Linked DNA regions of Homo sapiens: region 1 is linked to region 2. Evidence: read pairs that join two places in POLR2A ChIA-PET (ENCODE). Cell type or tissue: GM12878. All regions are shown on one strand. Each heading gives the region's core, and the rest is flanking DNA. Links, peaks and the distances in the headings are about the cores only. Region 1 overlaps SH3BP5 (SH3 domain binding protein 5). Region 2 has its middle 23 kb from the start of SH3BP5.

Region 1 (15,726 bases), core at 2,962-10,961, 63 kb after region 2:
CCTTGCTGGATCTGCAATGCCAGCATACAGAAGGTGCTCAAATATTGTATAAATCAATAAATGAACAAACTAGTGAATGATGTTGGGGAGCCACCAACAGACCAGAGGTTCCTCCCCTGCCCTCCCTTGAAGTCATGAGCATTTCCTCTCCGTTGCTCCTTTACTCACAGCCTCTTTCCCACCTGGTAGCTAGGTAAGCAGATGGAGAGTGGCATGACTGGCAAATCCAGCCTCGTCTGGGTTGAGTTCATTCAAATCCCGTTTAGCAGTTGGGTCCCCAGCTGGCTGTGACACATCCTGGAGCAGATTTCACACCACTCCCTGCTCTTCTGCACCCCAAATCTTCTTTGTTGGGAAAAGAGGTAGGAGGGAGCTGGCTGGGAGGCTCCTAGTCTGTTGGGAAGCAGTGGATGGTGGCTCCTCTCCATCTCTTCATCCCTTCTCTTGGCTAGTGAGGACAATAGGGCAATTACTGAGTCCTGTGGGCAAGGCACTGAGTCATCGGTCGAATCAGATGATGCCCAGGTCCTGGGGATGAGTGAGTCACTCTTAATGGGCAGCTCCCAAGATGAATGTTGAGAGCATCCTGCCTGGCTTTATGCCTGCAAGCCCTCCCCGTAATCTCCTTCCTTCTTGCAGGTGGGCAGGAAGAAGCAGGGTAGAAAAGGTTAGATTCCTAATCTAACTCCTACCCCTCAACCCCAAGGGACCTTGTTGGTCAATAGCGAAGGAACTGGAAGGATGTTCAAAGGCTGAGGCAGGGCACAGATGTCACATTTCATCTCTGTGGAGGGTGGGCTGCTCAGGCCAGATGGATGAGCTTGTTTGTGTGTGAATGTTCCTCTCACCTTCCTGATGGTGAGGGGGGCGATGTCCACTTCCAGATGCTGCCAAGTAGGACTTCCTGTTTTCTTCCTCTTGTCCCCCCGCCCCCGCTTCCTTTTTATATTTACAAAGCTCTCTGGTTATGTACAGCAGGGAAATGGTGCCTGAGAGACTCCTTCAGATAGCAGTTCCTTCTAGTTTGAGTCAGGAGGCACTGCGTCCCCAGAGTCCCTGCATCCTCATTCATGAAATGCTGGCAGTCAAGGGAACAGCCCTGGCTATCTCATGAGGTTGGCCTTAGGATTTAAGTGAGATAATGTGTTTGACAATGGAATCCCAGCATGAGCTTGGGTTTCGGCTTCATTAAAAAATTAGAATTTATTGTAGAAAATTTAGAAAATAGACAGAAGAAAATAATCCTAGTACCTTCTCTTACTATTTGATGTATATCCCATATTTTTTTCAAAAAAAAGAAATAATGATAATTACATGATAGTCATGTATCAATGCATTTTCCACTTTTGATGGTTACATTATTATTATGTGAGAGAAGGTCCTTATTTGTAGGAAATAACAACTACAAAAAGTATTTGGGGGGGTGATGGAGCATCAGGTACTCACTCAAATGGTTGAGAGCAAAAAGTTATTTGTACTGTACTTTTTCTTAACTTTGTGAATATTTTGAAATAAAAGTACGTATGCCATTTGGAGAAAAAGAAGATAGCATAGTGGTGGTTTTTTATGTCTGGAATATCCATGTCTGTCTATTCCAGTGTCTGGAATATCCATGTCTATCTATCCACTGGAATATCCAGTGTCTCAGTTGAGGGTACTTAAAAGGGAAAAACCTCCCACACTTGATTTTCTTTGAAGAGTTTACAAAGATTTGTAATTTCAGCCTGGGCAACATGGTGAGATCTTGTCTCTATATGAAATAAAAAAAATTTAAAATTAGCTGGATGTAGTGATATGTGCCTGTGGTCCTAGCCCTTAGGAGGCTGAAGCAGGAGGATTGCTTGAGCACAGAAGTTCAAGGCTGCAGTGAGCCATGATGTCTCTCTTGTATTCCAGCCTGGGTGACAGAGCAAGACCCTGACTCAAAAAAAAAAAAAAAAAAAAAAAAAAAATCTAATTGTTGAGCTGGTGGAAATTGTATTGGTTCATTAAAAATTTGCATCGATTTTATTTTTCCTGATATGAGCTCATTTTTCAGCCAATGAGTCAGATCCAGTTCTGTGATCTTGAAAACCAAGTCCAATTTCTGCCAAGCAGAGGTAGAACATGATGTGTGTTTTCTGTGCCAGGTTGGGGGCAGGGCACTGGCTTTGATTTGAGAGTTTTTGTCCTTGAGCCCAAGCTTGTTTTTAAGGCTGCTTTGACATATCTGCCAGTCCATCTGGCCTTCAGCATATGGTAGGGGAGCAGTCTGATGAGGGCGGAGCCCATGTGAATCAATGACGCTGAAAAGCAGGGTGTATCTTGCTTACCTGGCTCCCTGGGTGCTGACTGGTCTAACAGTGGCTTTGGACCTGTCATTTTATCACTATCAGTCCCAACCCTTCTTTTTCTCCTCTTTAAGAAAATTGTGGTAAGGTACATACAACACAAAATGTACCATTTTTACCATTCTTTTTTTTCTTTTTTGCCTCTCCCCCATTTTAACCATTCTTTAAGGATGGCATTAAGGCATTCACATTGTGAATGCACATTCACTTGCTGTGCAACTCTTACCACCATCCATCTCTAGAACCCTTGCATCTTCCCAGACTGAAACTGTACCCATTCAACACTAACTCCCCAATCCTCCCCTCTCCCAAGCTCAGGCAACCATCACTTCTGTTTTCTATTTCTATGAATTTGACTACCCTAGGTACCTCATATAAGTACTGAGGAATCATACAATATTTGTCATTTCGTTACTGGCTTATTTCACTTAGCATAATGTCCTCAACATTCATCCATGTTATAGCATGTGTCAGAATTTCCTTTCACTGAATGTATATACCACGTTTTATTTATCCATTCATCCATGGACATTGGGCAACCCTTGTTATTTTTGAATGGTTGGAATGCGTCAGAAGAGAGCAGAGCACTTTGCAAACTTGATGGGCAGCACAAATGCAAAATAGTGCGGATTATTTAGTGCTGAAAGTTGCCTGTTTTGTGTCTGTGGGGCTATATAAGGCCATGTCTTACATATAACCTCCTTTAGGAAAGGAGATGAGTGGGAAAACATTTGAAACTTGTAGAGTGACTTGTAGGCTCACCTCTTAAAAGCTGTGGGACCTTTGGCAGGTTACCTAATCTCTGTGCCTCATTTTTTTTCATCCATAAAATGGAGTTGGCTAATTGAGGGATCTCAGGCCTGTAATCCCAGCACTTTGGGAGGCCAAGGCGGGAGGACTGCTTGAAGCCAAGAGTTCGAGGCCAGCCTAGGCAATGTAGTGAGACCCAGTCTCTACAAAAAGTAGCCAGGCATGATGGTGCATGCCTGTGGTCCCAGCTACTCAGGAGGCAGAGGCAGGAGGATTGCTTGAGCCCAGGAGTTCCAGAGTGCAGTGAGTTATGATTGTGCTACTGCATTCCATCCTGGAGGACAGGGTGAGACCTTGGCTCTTTAAAAAAAAAAAAAAAAAAGAAAAAGAAAAGTTGTATATCAGTTAGCTTTTGCTATGAAGCCAACCACCCTAAAACTTAATGGCTTAAAACATTTATTTAGCTCATGGTTTTGTTGGCCAGTTTTTCTGATCTCAGGCTTAGAGCTGATCTCTCACATATACAGTCAGTTGATGGATTAGCTGGGGGCTGGCTGACCTTGGCCTTATCTGTCAAGCAGTTGGTTGGTGGTCAGCTAGGGTAGCAGGGGTGACTAGGCCACGTGTATCTTTCATTCACCAGGCTAGCCTGGTCATTTTCATACAGTGTTGAGATTCCAGCAACAAAAAGGGTGAGCCCTTTTCAAGCCTCTGCTTGTTTCATGTTTATTAACATCTTACGGGCTAAAGTCAGTCATGGGGCCAGTCCAAATTCAAGAATTGGGAACGATAAAGTCTACCTGCAACTTATTCTAGCTACTTTTGCAATTTACTACAGCGATTGAATTAGTACATGTAAAGCATTTGGATCCAATAAATGTAAGATTATCCTAGATGTATTTTTCTATCAAATGTTGAGTATCTGGTGAATCTGCTGCCTTGTAATAAAAAAAAGATCACCACCACAAAGAACCTGTGGGTAGAAGAGGAAACAGGCCTCTCCTGGCTGGGAGGGGGCTATGGAAGATAGAGAGATTGTGCCAGGTGGAAGAGTGAGCCCAGGTAGGTTGAGTACATAGTGAGTTATTTGTGAGGGCAGAATGTGCTGGAGGATCGAAAATGATGAGGGAGGGAGTAGCTGACTTACCTTTTGACTGATCAAAAGCACTCTGTGCCCAAAGGGATAGTGTGGCATGGGCCTTGAATGGATGGAGAATCGTGTTTTGAATGAAATGAAATGGGTCGAGCATATCAATTAATCTCCTGAACTATTATGTTAATCCTAGAGGAACAGAGTATTATAGTGATCCTTTGTTGGGAAATTCTAGGCATTGATTTTGTTTGTAGAAAGCCTGCCATGGCCAGGAGTGGTGGCTCATGCCTCTAATCCTGGCATTTTGGGAGATTGAGGTGGGAGGATTGCTTGAGCCCAGGAGTTCAATACCACCCTGGGCAACATGGTGAGACACCATTTCTTTTTTTTTTTTTTTTTTAAGAAGCCAGACATGGTGGTGCTTGCTTATGGTCCTAGCTACTTAGGAGGCTGAGGTAGAAGGATTGCGTGAGCCTGAGAAGTCAAGGCTGCGTGGAGCTGTGATCGCACCACTGCGCTCTAGTCTGGGTGAAAGAGTGAGACCCTGTCTCAAAAAAAAAAAAAAAAAGGAAAAACACTTCGTAAGTGGAGGATGAGAGGCTGATGTTCTGCAAAGGTAGGATATAAACTCAAGGATATGTCAAATGTAGGTTATTACTTTACATGTCTGTGTGGGGATTTAAAAAAATTTATTATTTTCTTTTCTTCGGTAGCTATTGACTGAGCACCTACCATATGCCAGGTATTGTTCTAGCCACTTGTTGACCTATCAAACATAGAACAGAGATCCTGTCCTTGTGGAGCTGACATTCCCCTCATGGCAGTCTTATAAAAGGGTGTGGGATGGGCTGTTTTGAGCAAAAGTAGAATCTTTGTTACTGACCTGGATAGGGGTGTGTGTGTGTGTGTGTGTGTGTGTGTATATGATTTCCCCATTTGAGGTATGGAGTGAGACTGTGGGAGGATTATAGCAGGTCAGGGGATTGGCAAAGAAAAGCATCTCCCCTTTGTCTGCAGTGGCCACTGTGGAGTATACAGTTGGTCTGTATCCTCCAGGAGCCCCATCTTCTTGAAGGTGGTGTTATGGCAGAGGTAAATACAATCAGTTCTCATTATCTGTGGTAGTCATATTCTATAAAGTTGCCACAGACACTGAATTAGCAAGTACCAAGGCTTTGCTCCTAGGGGAAATAGAGGTTAGGTTCCTGAGAGCCTCTGGTCACAACATTTTTGTCAGCTGATCAATACATAACCTTGTTATATGTGTGTTTCTGTTTAAAGACCCCTTATTTAGTGTGTTTCTTACAATCAATTATATGCAATATTTCTTGATAATAAAACACTAGCTGCAAAGGGTTGAATGTTCTCCTGACTCTGGGTGATGTGACTATAAACTTCTTTGGCTCTTAGCCTCATGATGATGCTGTCCACTCTGCTTTTTTAATCTGTCATGACCTCTCAGGCTTAGTGCCAGATAATCCACAAATCCAGCCATGTTTTCATCTTTTCCATAGCTTCGTCATGCACAGCGGATGTTACTTTAGCACTTACTTGAGTGAACTCATGTTCAGATTGGCAAATTTCCTCTTCCTTTTTCTGCATGTGTCGTTTTGTTGACTCATTAACACTGAACTCACAGCCAACAGTGGTATAACTTCTGCCTGAACGAAGCTCATCTAACGCAAGCATTTTCTCCATAAGGCGCATCACAGCCTTCTTGTACTTAGGAGCACTAGAAAGCACTTAATTGCTATACTTGGAGGCCAATTTATAGAGAAAAATCATCAACAAAAAGCACAAAAATGTCAAAAACACAGCACTAAAAGGACCGAGGAAAGGACACTTGTGTACAGTATGAGAGCCAAAACAAGAAGGCAGGGTGGCTTCTTGTTGGACATCAGCTAGAAACGTATGTATCAGGTAGCTCATTTTTTCACCACTCTGTGCATGTCGATGGATGGCCCCAAGAACACTGCAAGTGTTGATTTTGGGGTTACAAATAAAGCTTAGTAAGTAGGCAAATTCACAAATACGGAAGCTGTGAATAATGAGGACTGACTGTATTTGCCAAGAGCCACATGGAGAGGCTTATTTGTTAGTGCGCTGAACCATGTGGCTCTGATGTAGATGGCAAAGGGAAGAAGCTAGGGAGTGTGTCACTGTGTGTGTGTGTGTTGGCGGGAGATGCTGCCCATCAGGAAGGCTTGAGGGGAAAGGCTTGAGGGGAAGGACACACTGTGCACACTCCGAAGCACAAGAGGAAGGGTGGCTGGTAAAGACAGAAGAGCAGAGATCTGAGGGGAGGGGTCAGTGCAGATATGAACTTGGGTAAGGAAGCCAGAGCCTTGGAAAGAGAGGCTTAGGGGAGCTAAAGGACCAGTCAGGAAAGGAACAGCATGGACAGCTGAGGGTGCCTTACGCCTCAGCCTACCCTTCAGACTTGGTTGAGAAGCTGCAAAGTAGCCATGGTAGGCTCTTGAGTTAGGGGGCTTAGGTTGTGTTTGAGAAATTGATGTCCTTACATTAATGGCAGCTCCATTTTTTGCCATTTTTTGAGCGCTAATGATGTATTAGGTGCCACACACACTGCTCTGTGCGGGGGCTGTCATTGTTTCCCTTTTGGCCTTATAGTACGAATGAGGAAACTAGTCTTGGAGCCCAAAGACTGGGCCTTTACATAAACCTTTCCGGTGTTGTGGCCTAATCTAAGAGAATGTGAAGGGAGACTGTAACAGACTTGGTTAATTATCTATCCAGAATGCAGGGAAAATGGGAGTCAGTGGTATGGCGGTGACAGTTTACTGGATGGAAGGGAGGAAGAAAGGAGGATGGAAGGGAGGAGGAAGAAGAGTAATTTCAACACTCTTTGTATACCAGGCACTTTCTAAGTGTTTTACATGCATGAGGGGGAGTTACGTAAACATGCGCGCGCACACACACACACACACACACACACACACACACACACACACTTACTTTTGCAGAAGAAGAAACTGGGGCTTAGAGTCTGTGTTCTCTTAAGGGGCTATCTGCAGCCCTGATTTGTTGAGGCTGTGCTAGGGGCCTGGGTTTGTGGTCATAGGTCTTTTATGTACATTATCTCATTTAATCCTTACAGCGAGTACTTTTTGCAAAGTGGTACTCTTTTCTTTTTCTTGTTTCTTTTCTTTTTTTTTTTTTTTTTTGAGATGGAGACTTGCTCTATCGCCCAGGCTGGAGTGCAGTGGCGTAATCTCGGCTCACTGCAACCTCTGCCTCCCAGGTTGAAGCGATTCTTCTGTCTCAGCCTCCCGAGTAGCTGAGACTACAGGTGCACACCACCACACCAGGCTAATTTTTGTATTTTTAGTAGAGACAGGATTTCGTCATGTTGGCCAGGCTGGTCTCTAACTCCTGACCTCAGATGATCCGCCTGCCTCGGCCTCCCAAAGTGCTGGGATTACAGGTGTGAGCCACTGCGTCCGGCCTGCAAGACGATATTATTTTCATCATACTGAGGGGGAATAATCACTGAGGCTTGGGGACTTTAACATCACAGACCTTGCGAGGACAGGAGTGAAGGTTTAAACCAAGTCTACCTGGTTCTGGCTGGTGCCTGGCACATAGGAGGCATTTATGACTATTTGCAAATCTGAAAGACACTCTGGCACATCTGAGGAGAATGGGCTTTTAGGACTAAAGGCAGTTTTTGAGCTCATTGGTGCAGTTATTTCCCTGCACACCCCTGCCTCTTCTTGGCTAGGGTAACTGAGAAGCTCTTGTTCCGAGAAGCTCTTGTTCCAAGAATCTGGAGTCCTTGGGAACTTTCCCCTCATGGTGCCCTGTTCCTGCTAGGACTTCAGTGTGGCTTTGTCATGCCTTCCTTCTTCCCCGTCACTTTATCTCTGCAGAGCCACTTGCCTGCCTGGGGGCAGTTCTTGCCACGGGACTTTGGGTGAGGAGGTCTGGCTCAGTGACGTTCTTCCCTGTGGCCCTGGTCACATTCCCCCTGGGTGGCCACAGGCCAGTTCCTGGGAACTGCGTCATTCCTGCTGCCCAAAGTAAGGGCACGTAGTGGAATGACAGGGCATCTGTCTCAAAGCAGAGTTCCTGGAGATTTATGGCAAGAACTGAGCATGGACTCTTAACTCTCCTTCGCCTGAAAGATCACATCCTGCCTGACAGTCTTGGCTGAAGATTCTGGGAAAGAAGCAGCTGCACTTTGGAAACTTGGAATCTTGAATTAGGATGGGGTCAGGAAGGAGATGTGTTGCAGCTTTTGACCCAGGTCAAAGGCTCCTGACACACACAAGTAGATTTTTGGGCTTCTGCCAGAAGGGTTGCACCTCCTGCTTGGCTGGCTCTGCCTCGGGCGTCTGGGGCTGGAGCAGGGAGAGTGTTGCTGATCTTGAGGTTTTCTTTTCTTTTTTCTTTTTAGATGGAATTTCGCTTTTGTTGCCCAGGCTGGGGTGCAATGGTGTGATCTCGGCTCACCACAACCTCCGCCTCCCGGATTCAAGCAATTCTCCTGCTTCAGCCTCCCGAGTAGCTGCGATTACAGGCATGCGCCACCACGCCCAGCTAATTTTGTATTTTTAGTAGAGATGGGGTTTCTCCATGTTGGTCAGGCTGGTCTCAAACTCTTGACCTCAGGTGATCCACCCACCTTGGCCTCCCAAAGTGCTGGGATTACAGGCATGAGCCACCGCGCCTGGCTTAGGTTTTCTTTTCTGGTGATGCCATGAACCATTTGCATTCAACCCCATTCTGTCTGGCAGGTGGCAGGAAGTCCGCGTGGGGGACTGGTTGCAGGCAGGTCTTAGCCAGGAAGCACTGGGCTGGAGGAGCTGCCCTCCATCACCTTGTTAGTTGGGAGGTTTGTCATGGGCAACTCCCTTTTTCTTATCTCCTTTGCTATTCACAGAGGCATGGCTGAGCCCCCCTTGGTGCTGCTGGGCAGGCAGTGTTCTCTGTGAAGCTAACAGGTGTGGTTTGTCACCACAGCATAGTGGTTAGAGGGGAAACAGGGTGTGGAGTTTGGTTCCCTGAAACCATGATGCTCTTCAGATGTTTCCTTCCTTCTTCTCAACTGTACTCTGCTTTCAGTAAAGTGATTGCATGGACATGGATAGCCCCTTCCCCTCTGTAAACCACAGGCATTCCCTGGCAAGAGTGGCAGAGTGATTAATTTTTCAGTGAAAGGAAATCAGAGCATAGGTTGTGTTTCTGCTACGAGTTTTGTCGACACAGGCTGGCCTTTTTATGTTGCCTGGTGACGAGGTTTGGGCCCCGGCTGTGCACTCTTGGTGCACCTTCTGTTCCTTTCCTGACTCAGAGGATGCCCCTGCTTTCCTTCCTTTCTTTTCTACTTCTTCCCCAGCCCTTCCAGTTGTGACTTCTATGAAAATCTACCCTGAAGAATCTGATGAAATTATTCATGCTGAGAAGTAAATGACTGATAAGACTTAGAGATTTATGGTCTCTGGGGCTTCAAGTGGTTCTGACTTACAAACATTCCCATAGCTTGGAATACCCTGCTTCCAACCTGGTGGGACTGCATATTCCCAACTCAGGGTTCATCATGCTGTGGGAACCTCTGCACATGTGAGAGACAGAACTACACCCTTTACACTAAGTGGGAAATGCTTAGAAGTGCAGGCTGTAGGTAGACTTTTCATTTCTACCCAGTGGGATGTCCTTGTGGAGTTTAAGCCAGAAGTAAGATTGGCGGATAGAACATGGGAATACAGAACACCCAGTTAAATTTCAGATTTTTTTTTTTAGGTATAAATTTGTTCTATGCCATATTTGGTACATAAGCTAAAAAAATTGTTTACCTGAAATTCAGATTTAACTGGAAGGCCTATATTTTTATTTGCTAAATCTGGCAGCCCTACCAAAAGGGAATTTGTAGTGTTGATCAGCCAGAGAGAGAAAGTAGTTTTGGGGTCAGCTGCCCTGTCTTGGGGTTCCTGAATCCACAGCATGTGGAGCTGTGGAGGAACCCTGGCTCCCACTTTGTCATTCCTTAGCCTGTAGCCTTGAGTGGGCACAAGTGAACACAGACAGGAGAGTTGAGTGATACTAAAAAGCATGCGAATGCTCATGCTGCTGTTCTAGCTACTCCCAAGCCTGGTGTTTCTGGGACGAAATTGAGTTTCTAAGATAAGGAGCTGGGTCTAGTATTTTTTTCTGTCCACCCCAACCCTCACTAGCTTGGTTTTGCTGAGAGCTGGTCAGCTCCCGGTAGAATTCCGAAGGGCTTCATGGGAGGCCACATCAACTGGGTCTCTTCTGAAGAATCTTCTGGAATGTGGGTTCCTCAGCTGTGTCTTCCCCTGTCTTCTCCAGCCACTTCCTGTTTCTGCCTCCCACCAGTTCTTTCCCCTTCTCCATTCTCGATGGCCTTTATTAGTTTGATATTTATTAGTTTCTTCCATTTAAAACTTTCATGGGCATGGGGGGAGTTTACCTTCTCATGGAGGATGGAGCACCTGTTTGCTTCAGTTAAGGCAATGATGGGCTCTGGTTAGGAAGCCTCACTTTGTAGGTTTCATTTTGGGTAAGTGGTTTATTTTTATTTTTGAGACGGAGTCTTGCTCTGTCACCCAGGCTGGAGCGCAGTGGCACGATCTCAGTTCACTGCAAGCTCCACCTCCTAGGTTCAAGTGATTCTCCTGCCTCAGCCTCCCAAGTAGCTGGGATTATGAGTGTGTGCCACCATACCCGGCTAATTTTTTTTTTTTTTTTTTTTTTTTGGGACAGAGTCTCACTCTGTTGCCCAGGCTGTAGTGCAGTGGCGCAATCTCGGCTCACTGCAACCTCCATCTCCCAGGTTTAAGCAATTCTCCTGCCTCAGCCTCCCAAGTAGCTGGGATTACAGACGTGAGCCACCATGCCCAGCTAATTTTTTGTATTTTTAGTAGAGATGGGATTTCACTGTTAGCCAGGGTGGTCTCCATCTCCTGACCTCGTGATCTGCCCGCCTTGGCCTCTCAAAGTGCTGGGATTACAGACGTGAGCCACCGCGCCCAGCCTAATTTTTGTATTTTTAGAAGAGACGGGGTTTTGTCATGTTGGCCAGGCTGGTCTCAAACTCCTGACCTCAACTGCCTTGACCTCCCAAAGTGCTGGGATTACAGGTGTGAGCCACCGTGCCCGGCCTGAGGAAGTGGTTTAAATGGAAGTAAAAAAAGATGCCCTGTGCTCATCAATTCACTGTCAGCCCCAAGTGTATGCCCCAGCCCTTTGTCAAAGCACCACACCCCAGAGAAAGTGCTTGGTGTTATTTCTAAAAGCAGTGGCATATCAAAATCTTCTGAGGTTTTTGCATTCTTTAAGTCTCTTGATCTCAGGGTAAGGCCAGCTTAGTGAAGGTTCTCCTTATGTAGAGAAGGGGGGGTGTCTGTTTTCACACTGACCTGGGCACTCATCCAAGGTGGTAGAAGGTATCTACAGTGGGCCCTTTATTGAGAGCAGCTGTTGGAAGGAAATCATGAGGTGTAAGATGCCGTATTAGTTTATGTAGGCTCCTCTTCTGCCTAGCCCCATATCAACACCCAAGGCCATAGGAAAATATATGGGTGAAGGTATGTGGCCTGAAATTTTGAAATCTACATTGTTTGTGCACAAAATAATAGCTGTATCATCTATCAGTTAGGAATTATGTTTGATCGTAAGCAACAGAACTCAAAAATATGGCCTAAACACACAAGGATTCCGTCTCTCAACTAACAGAGGACCTAAATTAGGCAGTCCGGAATTAGTGCTGTGATTTCATGGTCACTGAAACCGAGTGTTCTGTTTGCTGCTCACATCCTAATATTTGAGTCCAATCTTCCACGTCACCTTGTGGTTGAAGATGGCTCCAGGAACTCCAGCCATCACATCTGCATTTCAGGACAGAAGGAGGAAATGAGGAAGGGATATATGTCCCTTCTATTTTAAAGAGTCTACTTGGGAGTCCCAGACAACACATTTTCCATTCATTGCTAGAACTTGGTCAGGTAGTCACAGGTAGCTGCAAGGGAGGCTTGACTTGGAGTCTTTTAGCTAGCCAGGCAAGGTTGTTTTAAGGATGAAGCGGGGAATGGATATTGGGAGCAGCTAACAGACTGCCACGTTGGTACTATAGTTTATCTTCTAGAAAGGCTGTGAGTTAGAAGGAGTTAAAGGTGGGCTTAAGTTACCCACAGAGCAGGCATAAGACTCTTTTGAGCATGGAAATATAGTAACTGCCTGTATCTCTGTATCTACCTGTATCTCCGTATCTATGGTAACTACCTGTATCTCTCTGCTACATCACTTCCCTCCCTTTATGTTGTATGGAAAACCTCCTTTCCCATTCTACATTGTGTTGGAGATTTGTGAGGAAATGCTAGCTTCTCATAAAGTGAGTGTTTTGTAAAGTCACAGAATCCATTCATTCATACTTTAACAAATACTAAATGAGTCATTTCTCATTGTCACTTTTTTGGTGCAATCCCTCATGTCTTACCCAGAGCATTGAAATAGCCTTTTTTTGTTTGTTTGTTTTGTTTTTGAGACAGGGTCTCTCATTCTGTCACCCAGGCTGGAGTGCAGTGGTGCAATCCCGGCTCACTGCAACCTCTGCCTCCCAGACTCAAACAGTCCTCCCACCTCACCTTACAGGTGCATACCACCATGTCTGGCTAATTTTGTATTTTTAGTAGAGACGGGTTTTCACCATGTTCCACAGGCTGGTCTTGAACTCCGGAGCTGAAGCGATCCACTCACTTCAGCCTCCCAAAGTGTTGGGATTACAGGCGTTAGCCACCGCCCCCGGCCTGAAATAGCCTTTCAACCGGTCTTCCTGCCTCCTGAAACCTCCATCCCTCCCTACTGCCTCCCGGCTGAATTATCTTACCAAAGTGAGTTCTACTGATAGTCTTGCTCAAAAACTTTAGTACATGTGATGGTTAATTTTATGTGTCAGCTTGACTGGGCTGCAGTGTCCAGATATGTGGTCAAATATAATTCTGGTTGTTACTGCGAGGGTGTTTTTGGATGACATTAACGTTTAAATCAGTGGACTTAGAGTAAAGCCGATTGCCCTCCCCAGTGTGGGTGGTCCTCATCCAATCAGTTAAAGGTCTGAATAGAGCAAAAGAGGGACCTCCCATGAGCAAGAGGGAATTCTGCAGCAGACGGCCTTTGGTCTTGAACTGCAATGTAAGTTCTTTCCTGGGTCTCCAGCCTACTTGGAGATTTTGAGCTCTGCAGATTTTGAACTTGCCAGCCTCCATAATTGCACGAGCCAGTTCCTTATAATAAATGCTTATATAAACATCCTATCAGTTCTGTTTCTTTGGAGAACCCTGGCTAGTACAGAACATTTCTTCTGTCTCCAGTGTCAAGCCCAAATCTGACCACAGCGCACAAAGCTTTTCACGGCCTGGCCTGGCCCCTCTTGTCTTTCGGCATCTGGACTTCTCTGTGCTGTGGTTCAGTGTACACGCACGTCACTACTCACAATTGCAGGGTACGTCGTGGTGTTCTACTCATGATTTCTGATTACATCAGGGAATGTTTTGCATCATTGCGTAATCCAGTCTTTGCCTGTGACTTCTTTCTTCCCAGACTGACTAGCTCTGTGATGTTCAAAATAGTAGCCATTAGCCACACATAGCTGCTTAAATGTAAATTAATTAAAATTAAACCAAAAATTCATTGATTCACCCTGGCTGGCCATATTTCAAGTGCTCAGTAGCCACACGTGGAGGCTGGCTACTATTTTGGGACGGTGCAGATAGAGAACATTTCCATTATTGCAGAAAGTTCTGTTGGACAGCACTGCTTAGCTTTTACCCTTTGCTGGATTAAAATGAAGGCACAAGTCAATGTAACTTTCATGAACCCTTCCTTTAGCCCCGCTCCCTCGGCTTTTTGTCAGCTCTGCTTCTTTGAGAACTTGAGCGTTATGGTTGTCATCCTCTGAAAACAGACATGTGCATGGGTGCATAAATTATAACTTCATGGTATATGTTGCGTCCCTTTAAATATCATGCATGTCATGTGGGTTAATACCCACAAGCTAATGCTACATAATGCTTGCTTATATGACAGCTGACACTCTGTACTGCTTACTGCGTGCCTTTTCTCTGCACTTTATATGTATTAACTCACTTATTCCTTGCAGCAACTCTATGAGCTACGTTCTGTTATTATCTGTGTTTTGCAGGTGAGGTAACTGAGGCACAGAGAAGTAAGAAAGTACTCAGGGTCACACAGCTAATGAGTCTAGAAGCCTGAGTCTTGATCTGTGTTCCCAACCTCTAAACCATGGGTCAAGAAGCCTGCCCTGGAACCGTGAGCTCCTTGAGAGCAGAAATTGCATCTTATCCTTTCCGCATCTTCATGTTGCGTGGTGCAAAGTAAAGATGAAAAATGAGTACTTGCTTTAAAGAGGAATGCTTGCAGCCCGGCATGGTGGCTCATGCCTGTGATCTCAGCACTTTGGGAAGCTGAGGCGGGTGGATCGCTTGAGCCTAGGAGTTCAAGACCAGCCTGGGCAACGTGGCAAAACCCCATCTATACAAAAAATTAACTGGGCATGTTGGTGTGCTCCTGTAGTCCCAGCTACCTAGGAGGCTAAGGTGGTGGGATCTCTGGAGCCCAGGAGGTTGAGGCTGCACTGAGCCGTGATTGTGCCACTGCCACTGCACTGTAGCCTGGGCGACAGAGTGAGACCTTGTCTCAAAAACAAAAGAAATAAAAAAGGAGTGTTTGGAATTGACAGAATTACAAAGGCTTAAGGTGTAGTCATTTCAACCCTGAGACATTTGGATTTCTCTGTGTGGATATCTTATCCTTTTTCATTCTCAGTTCCATTGGCTGAAGTTTGTTCCCAGCCATTTAGAGCTGGGAGAAGGCCCCTGAGTTCCTCAGACCTGCTTTGCTTGGCAATACCAGGTGGAAATGAGATCTGCCAGGAACCCGGGCTCACATGGAGAGCCCCTGCCACACCAGTTTGTGCCGATTCTGCCTCCCCAGGCAGGGGCGGAGCTGCTACCCTGGCCCTGTCACTAGGCCATTCCCATCCTTCCACAGGCCCACAGGTGGCCTGAAGTGGTATGGCCTCCGGCAGCCAGAGGGGCCACTAGCTGTGTATGCCCTTGTGCTCTGATGCTGTTTCTGATAGCCTGCTCTGGCCAGGGCCCGCCGGCTGCAGCCATGCCGAGCGTCTTCCCACTTACATGATAATAGATCCCTCAGATTTTTCATATGCTGTGCTTACCAGAAAGGTATGTTTTGCTAATTCATGTTTATATTAGGCCCTCATTTTCATCTGTGTCCCTCTGACCTTGAATTCCTTTGCAGATCTTCTTGCAGGTGATAGTTAAAATTAAGCCAAGTTATGCTGATCCAGAAGCAAAGTTAGATTGGAGGTAGGGGTTTGACGTTTCAGTGAACCAGTTGCTCCTTTGGCTGTGTTTAAGTGTACCAGGCAACAAACAGTGCTGAGTGACCCAGGGAAGTCTGAAACGTGGAGGAGGTGGGAAGAGAAGAGCCAATGTTCCTGGCTACTGGAGGGCTTGGCGGAGCACCTGTTTC
Region 2 (12,475 bases), core at 414-8,413:
GTTTTGACTTAATTTGATTAAAAACGTAACTGAAAGAGGTTTGACCCCAGCCTGGGTCTTTCAACTTCTCCTTCCTCCCCATACCTACTAATCACAGTCTGACTTTCACCGGGTGATTCCTTTAGCAATTTATATGTGGTTTCATCTTTAAGGATGTGCTTATGAGAAGCTCCAGCCACCCACGCTTCAAAGTTCACATATGATTAATGGGTAAACTTTTCAGTGGTTTGAGGAAGGTAGTCAGAAGATACTCATTATTTTAGTATCTGCTCATTAGCAAGGAAAATTGGCTTCCTAAAGTGTTTCTGTCTTTTTTTTTTTCCTGTTATTTAAACAAATAGCATGACTTGTAATGCAAAATCTTAGGACCGTGGGATGTTAGATTCATCTGGTTAGAGTTCAGTATAAAGTAGAGCTGTAAGAGCTTGCATTTTGTTAAATAAATGAATGACTGTCTTGTTAAATTCCATAAAAAGCAGTTACCTCTGTTCAGTTTTCCAGGTGAGAGTGTGCATGCTGGTCAGCAAGTTTATGATCATTACTTTTAAAAACATTTTATGGTAAAGAAAATGAAATACAGAATGCCACATTTGTATCTACACTATGAGTACATAATGTATAAATTATGTAAGTTTATAGACAAGAACAGGAAGGTAAAATGAGGAAATGAGTACTTTTGCCAACACAGTCAATTTTCTTTTAAAAACAAGGAGGAAAGAGAGATGAGCAGTATCCTTAAAATCAATCCCAGTGTGACATGGAACTTTCAGGGTGTTTTTTATTAACCTTGGCAACTTTTCTAGGCTCAGATCAAGTTACTGAGGAATTTCCCCAGATTTTCTACCACTCATTTTTGTTTTCTCTAAAAGTAGGCTGAAAAATTGAGACTGCCAAGAAAAGCACAGTGCATAAGAATGAACCTCAAAAACAATATGCTAAAGTGAAAGAAGCCACAAAAGACCACATATTGTATGATCTAATTTATATGAAATTTCTAGAAAAGACAAAACTATAGATATAGAAAGCAGATCAGGAGTTACCTAGTGGTGGCTGAGAGCAGGGATAGAATACAAATGGCACAAGGAAAGTTTTTAGGGCAATGAAATTGTCTTAAACAGAAATGTGGTGATGGTTGCATGACAATAAATTTAGTAAAACTCACCAAACTGGATTTTATGATATATACATTATACAATAAATCTGTTTAAAAGAGAGACTGAGGCTGCGTGTGGTGGCTGACACCTGTAATCCCAGCACTTTGGGAGGCTGAGGCAGGCGGATCACTTGAGATTAGGAGTTTGAGACCAGCCTGGCCAACATGGTGAAACCCTATCTCTACTAAAATACAAAAATTAGCTGGGCATGGTGTTGTGTACCTGTAACCCCAGCTACTCAGGAGGCTGAGGCACGAGAATTGCTTGAACCAAGGAGGCGGAGGTTGCAGTGAGCTGAGATCACACCATTGCACTCCAGCCTGGTGACAGAGTGAGACTCCATCTAAAAAAAAAAAAAAAAAAGGGCCGAGCACGGTGACTCATGCCTGTAATCCCAGCACTTTGGGATTACAAAAAAAAAAATGGCCTCCTGATGTTTCTTCCAACAAATTGTCTTCCTGAGTACTTACTATATAGACAAATAGCAGCAGCACTGTCCAACAGAAATACAATGGGAGCCACAGATACACTTTTTTCTTTCCAGAGATGAGGTCTTGCTCTATTGCCCAGGCTGGAGTGCAGTGGTGTGATCATAGCTTACCATAACCTCAAACTCCTGGGCTTAAGGGGTCTTCCCACTTTAGCCTCCTAAGTAACTGGGACTCAGGTGCATGCCATCATGCCCCTAAATTTTTTATTTATTTTTATTTTGTAGAGACAGGGTCTTGCTGTGTTGCCCAGGCTGAAGTGCAGCTTGCACCATCATGGCTCATTGCAGTGTTGACCTCCCAGGATCAAGTGATCCTTCTGGCTCAGCCTCCCGAAGTGCTCATATTACAGGTGGCCACTGTGCCCAGCCAAAACAAATTTTTTTTAATTAAAAAAATTGTAGACCAGGTGTGTGGCTCACGCCTGTAATCTCAGCACTTTGGGAGGCTGAGGCAGGTGGATCACTTGAGGTCAGGAGTTTGAGACCAGCCTGGCCATTGTGGTGAAACCCCATCTCTACTAAAAATACAGATATTAGGCAGGTGTGGTGGCATGCGCCTGTAATCCCAGCACTTTGGGAGGCTGAGGCTTGAGGATCACTTGAGGCCAGGAATTCTGAGACCCACCTGGCCAATGTGGTGAAACCCTGTCTCTACCAAAAAATACAAAAATTAGCTGAGCGTGGTGGCATGCGCCTGTAGTCCCAGCTGCTCGAGAGGCTGAGGCAGGAGAATCACTTGAACTTGGAGGTTGCAGTGAGCTGAGATCGCGCCACTGCACTCCAGCCTGGGTGAGAGAGTGAGACTCTCTCAAAAAAAAAAAGAAAGAAAGAAAAAGAAAAAAAGAAACAAAGGTATCTGTTGAATTCTGTTCTGTAAATGCACACTCAACGCTGATCCTTACCTTTTTTAAGAATTAATTTTTCACGGCTGGGCGTGGTGGCTCATGCTTGTAATTGCAGCGCTTTGGGCGGCAGGCGGATCACTTGAGCCCAGGAGTTTGAGACCAGCCTGGGCAACATGGCGAAACTTCGTCTCTGTAAAATTTTTAAAAAAAAAATTAGCTTGGTGTGGTGGGACATTCCTGTAGTCTCAGCTACTTGGGAGGCTGAGGCGGGAGGATACCTGAGCCTGGGAGGCCGAGGCTGCAGTGAGCCATGATTGTGTCACTGCACTCCAGTCTGGATGATAGAGTGATAGCGTGAGACTGTGTCTCAAAAAAAAAAAAAAAAAATTAGTTTTTCACATGATCCTGATAATTTTTTTTTAATGTACTCAGTGAGTTTCATTTTCAGGTCTTGGGAGTTAAATTGCTATGGTCGGCTCATAAAGCAGGTGTTGGAAATTAACATTGCAGAAAAGCATTTTGAGACTCAGAATTATGAAGAAAGGATTTTAACTAAGATGAAAGGTTATATCCTTTATCAGGAAACTGCATCCCATCCTTGCAAAAAGACAGCTGTGATAGTCTACAGTAGTTGACCTGATTATTATTTTTTGAGACGGAGTCTTACTCTGTTGGTCAGGCTGGAGTGCAGTAGCGTGATCTCAGCTCACTACAACCTCTGCCTCCCGGGTTCGAGCAATCCTCCCACCTCAGCCTCCCCAGCAGCTGAGATTGCAGTCACCCACCATCATGCCCAGCTGATTTTTGTATTTTTGTAGATATGGGGTTTCACCACGTTGGCCAGGCTTGAACTCCTGACCTCAGTTGATTTGCCCTCCTTGGCCTCCCAAAGTGCTGGGATTACAGGTGTGAGCCAGCATGCCCAGCCTGATCTGATTATTATAATTATTGAACTAAAGCTACTAGTATTAGATGGTAGAAATTACAATGTCACAGATAAAGACCTACAATTTGGGAAAATCTTGGGGTCTTTGATGGGCTTTTTTGATTTGGTTTGCTTGGGAGTGGGATAGAGGTTGTCCACTTTTGGATAATGCGACCATTTGAAGTACAGTCAGGATTCTTTTTTTAAAATTATTTTTATGTTGAGACAGGGTCTTACTCTGTCACCCAGGCTGAAGTATAGGTGTGTGTGTCATCATAGCTTTCTGAAACCTCCAACTCCTGGGCTCACATGATCCTCTTTCCTCGGCCTCCCAAGTAGCTGGGACTGCAGACACGCACCACCACACGTGGCTAATTTTTGTATTTTTTGTAAAGATGGGGTCTCTGTATGTTGCCCAAGCTAGTCTTGAACTCCTGGGCTCAAGTGATCGTCCCACCTCAGCCTCCCAAAATGTTGGAATTGCAGACGTGAGCCACCACACCCAGTCCCAGTCAGGATTCTTATTCTGCAGCTATATTGGTGGGTTCCAATCTGCTATCAATTCCAGGAGAGTCTGATATATGCTAAAAATTATTTACCATCCAATTTTGACAATTGTACTTGTAGCTGACCGCCCAGCTTTCTTGTGGAATTAAAATTACTCTGCAGGAGAACAGAGGATTTTTAAAGTGGCGAAACTATTCTGTATGACACTATAATGGTGGATATGTAACAGTCATTTGTCAAAACCCATAGAACATACAGCACCAGGAGTGACCTCTAAGGTACTATGGACTTCAGGTGATAGTGATGTGTCAGTGTAGGTGCATGGATTGTAACAAAGGCACCAGTGTGCTGCAGGATGTTGATGGAGTGGAGGCTGTCCATGTTTGGGGACAGGGGTACATCTCTATACCCTAAGCCTCTATACTTGGAATGCTCTATGCTTTCCACTCAAGTTTGCTGTGAACCTAAAACTGCTCCATAAAATAAAGTTTATTATAAAAATTGGTCTGTGGCTGTAGCATCTGGAAAAATATTACTTCCCCAGAAACACTATAACTACACCTCCTCTGTAGACCCACATATCTAAGTAAAATGGTAAAAAAACAGCCTTATAAAATCAGCAGGAGGCTGGGCGCGGTGGCTCACGCCTGTAATCCCAGCACTTTGGGAAGCCAAGGTGGGCAGATCACCTGAGGTTGGGAGTTCGAGACCAGCCTGACTGACATGGAGAAACCTTGTCTCTACTAAAAATACAAAATTAGCTGGGCATGGTGGTACATGCCTGTAATCCCAGCTACTTGGGAGGCTGAGGCAGGAGAATCACTTGAACCTGAGAGGCAGAGTTTGCAGTGAGCTGAGATCGCGCCATTGCACTCCAGCCTGGGCAACAAGAGCAAAACTCCGTCTCAAAAAAAAAAAAAACAAAAGTCAGCAGGAAGGAAGGCAAGTGATTGATTTCTCAGTTATTGTTGGTTGTTTTTGTTCTTGGAAATCCCCTTTGGTAACGGTGAGTCTTTGTTTTATTGTTCCTTTCCCTGGGTTACAATTATGCCCTTGGAAAGCAGGTGTTCTTACTGGGCGCAAATGCTTGTTTTCCCTATCTCCCTATCTCCTCCTCTTCATCCCCTTGTTTTCCTTCTCTCATGCAAATAGATCCACAGTTGGGGGAAGTGTTGTTATTAGGTCTACTGGGATTATTAGGGGCATTGTTCCATGGCAGGACCCTCGCACAAATGTCAGGAAGGGGGAGAAGGCCTTCCCTTGGCCTTCACCCTTGGTCCCTGAAATGATTCCAGACCACCTCCCACTCCATAAGCCTGTCTTGCCTGTTTTTTTCTCTTACTCTGTAACCTCAGTTCAGGTTTCCCAGGTCTCTATGATCTGTTTTCAACATTTGTCTCAGTCTCAACCCACAGCCTTTTCCCATTACACATTCCACCTCCAGCCTCCAGCGCTAGGACCGGGAAGAAGAAATACCTCCACACCACAATCAGCCAGGCTGCTCCTCTCCAGCCCAGGCCCTGGCCTAGATTAACAGTCAGCCTGAAGGCTTAACTTTGTTACCAATAGTCAGAACTGAATTCCCACTTCTTCCACATGAAGGACAGCTCTTCTTAATAGTGACAGGTTCCCTTTTCCAGGAGCAACTTTATTTCTGAATGTTAAAAAAAAACCCCAAACACTTCCTTTTTAATTCAGAAACAAAGACTCCAGTGAGTCTCCCATGGTTGAAAAAGAAAAAAAAAAAGAGGAAAAAAGTAAAAAAAAGAAAAAAAATTTTTTAAAACTCACCTCCTAACATGTGCATTGATGCATATCTTAGCTTAGGTTATCCCAAAGACGAAATCTCAGAAAGACCTGGGTCTTGGGTATAGATAGCTTTTTGAAAGGGGACCCTAGGAAGTAGGAGTTAAGGAGTAGGGAGAGTAAGAGGAGGAGTAGGGAGAGTAAGAGGAGAAATAGGCCAGGCAAGGATGTAGGATTCCACTGGTTCCTGTTGCGGGCAGCCAGGGCTCACTGTTGCTGGAGACCTGTGGAGAATACACCTCAGAATTGTGCCTCTGAAGGGCCAGAGGCTGGGGCCTTCCCCCACTGGTTTCTTATTCCTCCAATGATTGGGAGTGTTGACATGCCCGGGCACTTAGGGCTGCTCTGTGTATGGACTAAGTGAACTACTGAAGCTTCCAATAAAACCTGAGTTGGAAAAGTTGAGGGACTCCACAGCTGCCTGAGGTGGGCGCTGCCAGCGTGCATGGAGAATGTCCACTCTGGCTGCAGCTGAAACCCTAGTCAGGCTGAGGGGAAGTGGTCTACACTCCAAACAGCATCTGCTGCTATTCATGAATAGGAATTTAAAGCTATCTTCTTTACCCAACTCAAAAAAACCTCAAACATTTAAAAATGGAAACAGCCCCTTGACCTGATAGAGCTTCTGCTGCTGTTTCTTCACATCAAGAAGATGGGATGCTCAAAGCCAGCTTGTGCATCATCAGGGCCAATGGAAAGACCCTTTCCACTGGAGTTCCTCCTCTTCCAGCTCTTGCATTTCTATGTACAGTGAATTTCACCAGCTAAAGTCAGACCAAAAAGATGGTCATTCCTAGCCCTGTTGTCACTCTTCGTCAGAGTCTTTAAGGAAGTTGAGGTGGGCAAGGCTTGGAGACAGAATTTTTTCCTCTTGTCTAAGCTGAGGTTTTGAAAACATTCAAAGCCAAGCTGCAAACTGGTCCAAATTGGGACTGTAGTTATTTCTACAGTAGAGCAGTTCCCAATGTCTTCAAAGATAGAGAAGAGGAGAGTAGAAGTTCTTCCTAATCAGAAATAACTCATTGGGAAGGACTTATAGGGCAACCAAAGCAAGTCTGGATGACTGCTGCGAGGTTTGGGACTGGGTAGAGGAGAGGTTGGGGTTGCTTAGCCAGAAGGCCTTGTGATCCCATTTATGGGAGACACTTTACTATGCCGACAGATGACCTTCTGAAGCCTGTGACTCTCAGCTGGGCGTGGTGATTCGCACCTGGTCATCCTAGTACTTTGAAAGGCCAAGGCAGAAGGATTGCTTGAAGCCAGGGATTTGAGATCAGCCTGGGTAACATAGTGAAACTCTGTCTCTACAAAAAATTTTTTAAATGGCTGGACACGGTGGTATGTGCCTGTAATGCCAACTACTTAAGAGGCTGAGGTGGAAGGATTGCTTAATCCGTAAGTTCAAAGCTGCAGTGAGCTATGATCACACCACTGCGGTCCAGCCTGGGCGACAGAGCAAGATCCTTTCTTAACAATAAATAAATAACAAAATAACTAAAGTCTGTGACCTTCAAGGGTACTTGCTTAAAATTATACTGCCTACTGTAGGATTCCCCAGACAGCAAGATCATTTTTTCTTTTTTTTGAAATAGGATTTTGTTCTGTAACCCAGGCTAGAGTGCAGCGGCGTGATCATAGCTCACTTCAGCCTCGATCTCCTAGGCTCAAGTGATCCTCCCACCTCAGCCTCCCAAGTAGCTGGGACTGCAGGTATGTGCCACCATGCCTGGCTTTTTTTTTTTTTTTTTTTTTGAGACGGAGTCTTGCTCTGTCACCCAGGCTGGAAGTGCAGTGGCATGATCTCTGCTCACTGCAAGCTCCGCCTCCTGGGTTCATGCCAGTCTCCTGCCTCAGCCTCCCGCGTAGCTAGGACTACAGTCGCCCACCACCACACCTGGCTAATTTTTTGTATTTTTAGTAGAGACGGGGTTTCACCGTGTTAGTCAGGATGGTCTCGATCTCCTGACCTCGTGATCTGCCCACCTCAGCCTCCCAAAGTGCTGGGATTACAGGCGTGAGCCACTACTCCCGGCGCTATTTTTTTATTAAAGTTTTTAGCAAGAAATGAGGTCTTGCTATATTGCCCAGGCTGGTCTTGAACTCCTGAACTCAAGTGATCCTCCCATCTTAGCCTCCCAAACTGCTGGGATTACAGACATAAACGGCTACACCCAGCCAAGATTATTCTTTTGTTTTGTTTTTTTGAGAGGGAGTCTCACTCTGTCACCCAGGCTGGAGTGCAGTGGTGCAATCTTCGCTCACTGCAACCGCCGCCTCCTGGGTTCAAGCAATTCTCCTGCCTCAGCCTCCCGAGTAGCTGGGACTACAGGCACCTGCCACCACACTTGGCTAATTTTTGTATTTTTAGTAGAGATGGGGTTTCACCATATTGGCCAGGCTGATCTCAAACTCCTGACCTTGTTATCTGCCCACCTCGGCCTCCCAAAGTGCTGGGATTACAGGTGTGAGCCACTGCACCCAGCCAAGATTATTCTTAAAATGGATAGACAGGCAATCCTGACTATGAGGTAGGATAACTCAGGAGATCTGGGACCCTTCTTGTTTTTCTTTCTTTTTTTTTTTTGAGACCCTTCTTAACAGTAGATAACATAGCTTTATCTTTTTGAGAAAGGCTGGGTGTACTCATAGATATTGTTCTTTATGATAACTATCATGTATTGTACTCAGAGCATGAACACAGACCTTTATCTACATTTGCTAATTTAATACACAAATGTAAAGTAGATCTATTATCACTGGTTGACAAATGAAGCAACTGTGGCTCACTCAGATTAAGTGATTTAGAGTCATATAGCTTCATAAAGAGCAGAGCTGGTGTATTAGGCCATTCTTGCATCCCTATAAAGAAATACCTGGCCAGGTGACATGGCTCACGCCTGTGATCTCAGCACTTTGGAAGGCTGAGGTGGGCGGATCATGAGGTCAGGAGTTCGAGACCAGCCTGGCCAACATGATGAAACTCCGTCTCTACTAAAAATACAAAAATTAGCTAGGCGTGGTGGTGCACACCTGTAATCCCAGCTACTCAGAAGGCTGAGGCAGGACAATCGCTTGAACCCAGGAGGCAGAGGTTGCAGTGACCTGAGGTCACGCCATTGCACTCTAGCTTGGGTGACAGAGCGAGACTCTATCTCAAAAAAAAAAAAAAAAAAAAAATACCGGAGACTGGGTAATTTATATTTTTTTTAAAAAGAGGTTTAATTGGCTCGTGGTTCTGTAGGCTGCACAGTGAGCATAGAGGCATCTGCTTTGGGGGTGGCCTCAGGGAGCTTTCAATCATGGTAGAAGGCAAAGGGGTAGCAGGTGTCACATGGTGAAAGCAGGAGCAAGAGAGAGAGAGAATTGGGGAGGCGGGGGTGCCATACACTTTTAAATGACCAGATTTCACAAGCACTCACTATCACAAAGACAGCACCAAGCCATTAGGGATCTGTCTCCATGATCCAAACACTTCCCACCAGGTCTTACCTTCAGCATTGGAGATTACAATTCAACATGAGATTTGGGTGGGGACAAATATCCAAACTATATCATTCTGCCCTTGGTTCCTCCCAAATCTCATATCCTTCTCACATTGCAAAATATAATCATGCCTTCCCAGCAGTCCCCCAAAGTCTTAACTCATTCTAGCATTAACTCAAAAGTCCAAAGTCTCATCTGAGACAAGGCAAATCCCTCCCACCTATAAGCCTGTAAAATAAAAAACAAGTTAGTTACTTGCAAGATATAGTGGGGGTATTGGGTAAGCCTTCCTGTTCCAAAAGGGAGAAATTGGCCAAAAGAAAGGGGCTACAGTTTTCACACAAGTTGGAAACCCAGCAGGGCAGTCATTAAATCATAAAGCTCCAAAATAATCTCCTTTGACTCCATGTTCACCATCCAGGGCATACTGGTATGAGGAGTGGGCTGCCAAGGCTTTGGGCAGCTCTGCCCCCATGGCTTTGCAGCGTGCAACCTCTGAGACTGCTCTCGTGGGCTGGAGTTGAGTACCTGTGGCTTTTCCAGGTACAGGGTGCAAGCTGCCAGTGCATCCACCATTCTGGGGTCTGGAGGATGGTGGCCTCTTCTCACAGCTCCACTAGGCAGTGTCCTGGCTGGAACTCTGTTTGGGGCCTGCAACCCCACATTTTCTCTCCAAATTGCCCTAGCAGAAGTTCTCTGTGAGGGCTCTGCCCCTGCAGCAGGCTTTAGCCTGGACATCCAACCTTTTCCCATACATTCTCTGAAATCTAGGCAGAGGCTGCCAAGAAACCACCATTCTTGCACTCTGTGCACCTGCAGGCTTAACAACACATGAAAGCCACCAAGGCTTAGAGTTTGCATTCTCTGGAGCAGTGGCCTGAGCTGTATGTGGGCCACTTTGAACCACAGCTGGAGCTGGAGCACCTGGATGTGGAAAGAGTGTCCCAAGGCTGTGCAGGGCAGTGGGGCCCAGACCCATGACACTATTCTTCTCAGGCCTCTGGACTCTGGGCCTGTGATGGGAGGGGCTGCCAAGAAGGTCTCTGAAATACCTTTGAGGCCTTTTCCCCACTGTCTTGGATATTAGCACTTGGCTCCCTTTTAGTTATGCAGATTTCTCTAGCAAGCAGTTGTTCCAAAGGCTGCTTGAATTCCTTTTCTGAAAAAGCTTTTTCTTTCTCTGCCACATGGCCAGGCTGCAAATTTTCCAAACTTTTACACTCCATTTCCTGTTTAAATATAAATTCCAACTTTAGGTCATTTATTTGCTCCCTCATCTGAGCCTAGGTTGTTAGAAGCAGCCAAGCCACTTCTTGAATACTTTGCTGCTTAGAAATTTCTTCTGCCAGATGCCCTAGGTCATTACTCTTTTTTTTTTTGTTTTTTTTTTTTTGTTTTTTTTTGAGACAGAGTCTCGCTCTGTTGCCCAGGCTGGAGTGCAGTGGAGTGATCTTGGCTTACTGCAACCTCTGCATCCCAGGTTCAAGCTATTCTCCTGCCTCAGCCTCCCCAGTAGCTGAGATTACAGGCACCCACTACTACACCCAGCTAATTTTTTGTATTTTTAGCAGATACAGGGTTTCACCATGTTGGCCAGGCTGGTCTCGAACTCCTGACCTTGTGATTCGCCTGCCTCAGCCTCCCAAAGTGCTGGGATTACAGGCGTGAGCCACCGCACCCAGCTTCGGTCATCACTCTTTAGTTCAAACTTCCACAGATCCCTAGGACATGAACAGACTGCAGCCACACTCATTGCTAAGGCATAACACATGTGACCTTTGCTCCAGTTCCCAATAAGTTCCTCATTTCCATCTGAGACCTTGTCAGCCTGGTCTCCACGGTCCATATCCCTATCGGCATTTTGGTTACAACTATTTAACCAGTCTCTAAGAAATTCCAAAATTTCTCTATTTTTCTGTTTTCTTCTGAGCACTCCAAACTCTTCCAACCTCTGCCTGTTAGCCAGTTCCAAAGTCTCTTCCACATTTTCAGGTACCTATATAGCAATCACTCACTCTTCAGTACTAATTTTCTGTATTAGGCCATTCTTTCATTGCTATGAAGAAATACCTGAGACTCGGTAATTTATTTTAAAAATAGAAGAGGTTGAATTGGCTCATGGTTCTGCAGGTTCTACAGGAAGCATAGTGGCATCTGCTTCTGGGGAGGCCTTGTGGAGCTTCGAATCATGGTGGAAAGCAAAGAGGGAGCAGGCATGTCACATGGTGAAAGCAGGAGCAAGAGAGAGAAAGCATGTGTGGGGGAGGTGCCATGCACTTTTAAATGACTAGATCTTGTGAGAAGTCACTGTCATGAAGACAACACCAAGCCATGAAACATCTGCCCCTATGATCCAAACGCCTCCCATCAGGCCCCATCTCCAGCACTGGGTGTTATCATTCAACATATGATTTGTGCAGGGACAAATATCTAAACCATATTAGCTGGGATTCTAAATAAATTCATGGGCAAAGACAGAAATATGGCTCCTGTTATGATTCCATATATGCCTTTTTTTAAAAAAAAGTTGGCTGCTCTATGGAGTAGTCATTCTTCTGTTTCTTTACTTCTCTGAAAAAGTTAAAAAAAAACTTTTATTTTACATTCAGAGGTACGTGTGCAGGTTTGTTACATATGTAAATTTCCTGTCGCAGGGGTTTGGTGTACATATTATTTCATCAGGTAGTAAACACAGTACCTGATAGGTACTTTTTCGAGTCTCACCTTCCTCCCAACTTCCACCCTCAAGTAGGCTCCGGTGTCTGTTGTTGCGTTTTTTGTGTTCATGTGTACTCAGTGTTTAGCTCCTACATATAAGTGAGAATATGTGATATTTGGTTTTCTGTCCCTGTGTTAGTTCACTTAGGATAATGGCCTCCAGCTCCAACCATGTTGCTGCAAAGGACATGATCTCATTCTTTTTCATGGCTGCATAGAATTCCATGGTGTATATGTACAACATTTTCTTTTCTTTCTCTTTTTTTTTTTTTTGGAGACAGAGTCTGACTCTGTCACCCAGGCTGGAGTGCAATGGTGCGATCTCGGCTCACTGCCTCCTGGGTTCAAGTGATTCTTGTGCCTCAGCCTCCTGAGTAGCTGGGATTACAGGCGTCCACCACCATGCCTGGCTAATTTTTGTATTTTTAGTAGACACAGGATTTCACTACATTGGCCAGGCTGCTCTCAAACTCCTGACCTCAGGTGATCCACCCGCCTCATCCTCCCAAACTGTTGGGATTACAGGCATGAGCCACCGAACCTGGAC

The links. Peaks named below come from ENCODE experiments on the same cell type or tissue, not always from the same donor. Only the 100,000 strongest peaks of a DNase experiment are listed, where the experiment ranks them.
Region 1: POLR2A ChIA-PET joins it to region 2 with 13 read pairs; 10 of 35 experiments call an interaction of 5 or more read pairs at or near these places.

The regions. Positions count from the first base shown.
Region 1 is chr3:15,285,710-15,301,435 of GRCh38, reverse strand. The region is part of intron 3 of SH3BP5 (SH3 domain binding protein 5); the gene reads left to right. Among named protein-coding and RNA genes, the nearest start is that of SH3BP5, 39 kb to the left of the region's middle. RefSeq lists a silencer at 12,924-13,099. In GM12878, for the core only: no CTCF peak of the experiment used is centred there; a DNase peak (open chromatin) is centred at 9,135; H3K4me3 peaks cover 2,572 bases; H3K27ac peaks cover 2,424 bases.
Region 2 is chr3:15,349,295-15,361,769 of GRCh38, reverse strand. No RefSeq gene overlaps it. Among named protein-coding and RNA genes, the nearest start is that of SH3BP5, 23 kb to the right of the region's middle. In GM12878, for the core only: no CTCF peak of the experiment used is centred there; DNase peaks (open chromatin) are centred at 769 and 4,929; H3K4me3 peaks cover 334 bases; H3K27ac peaks cover 1,561 bases.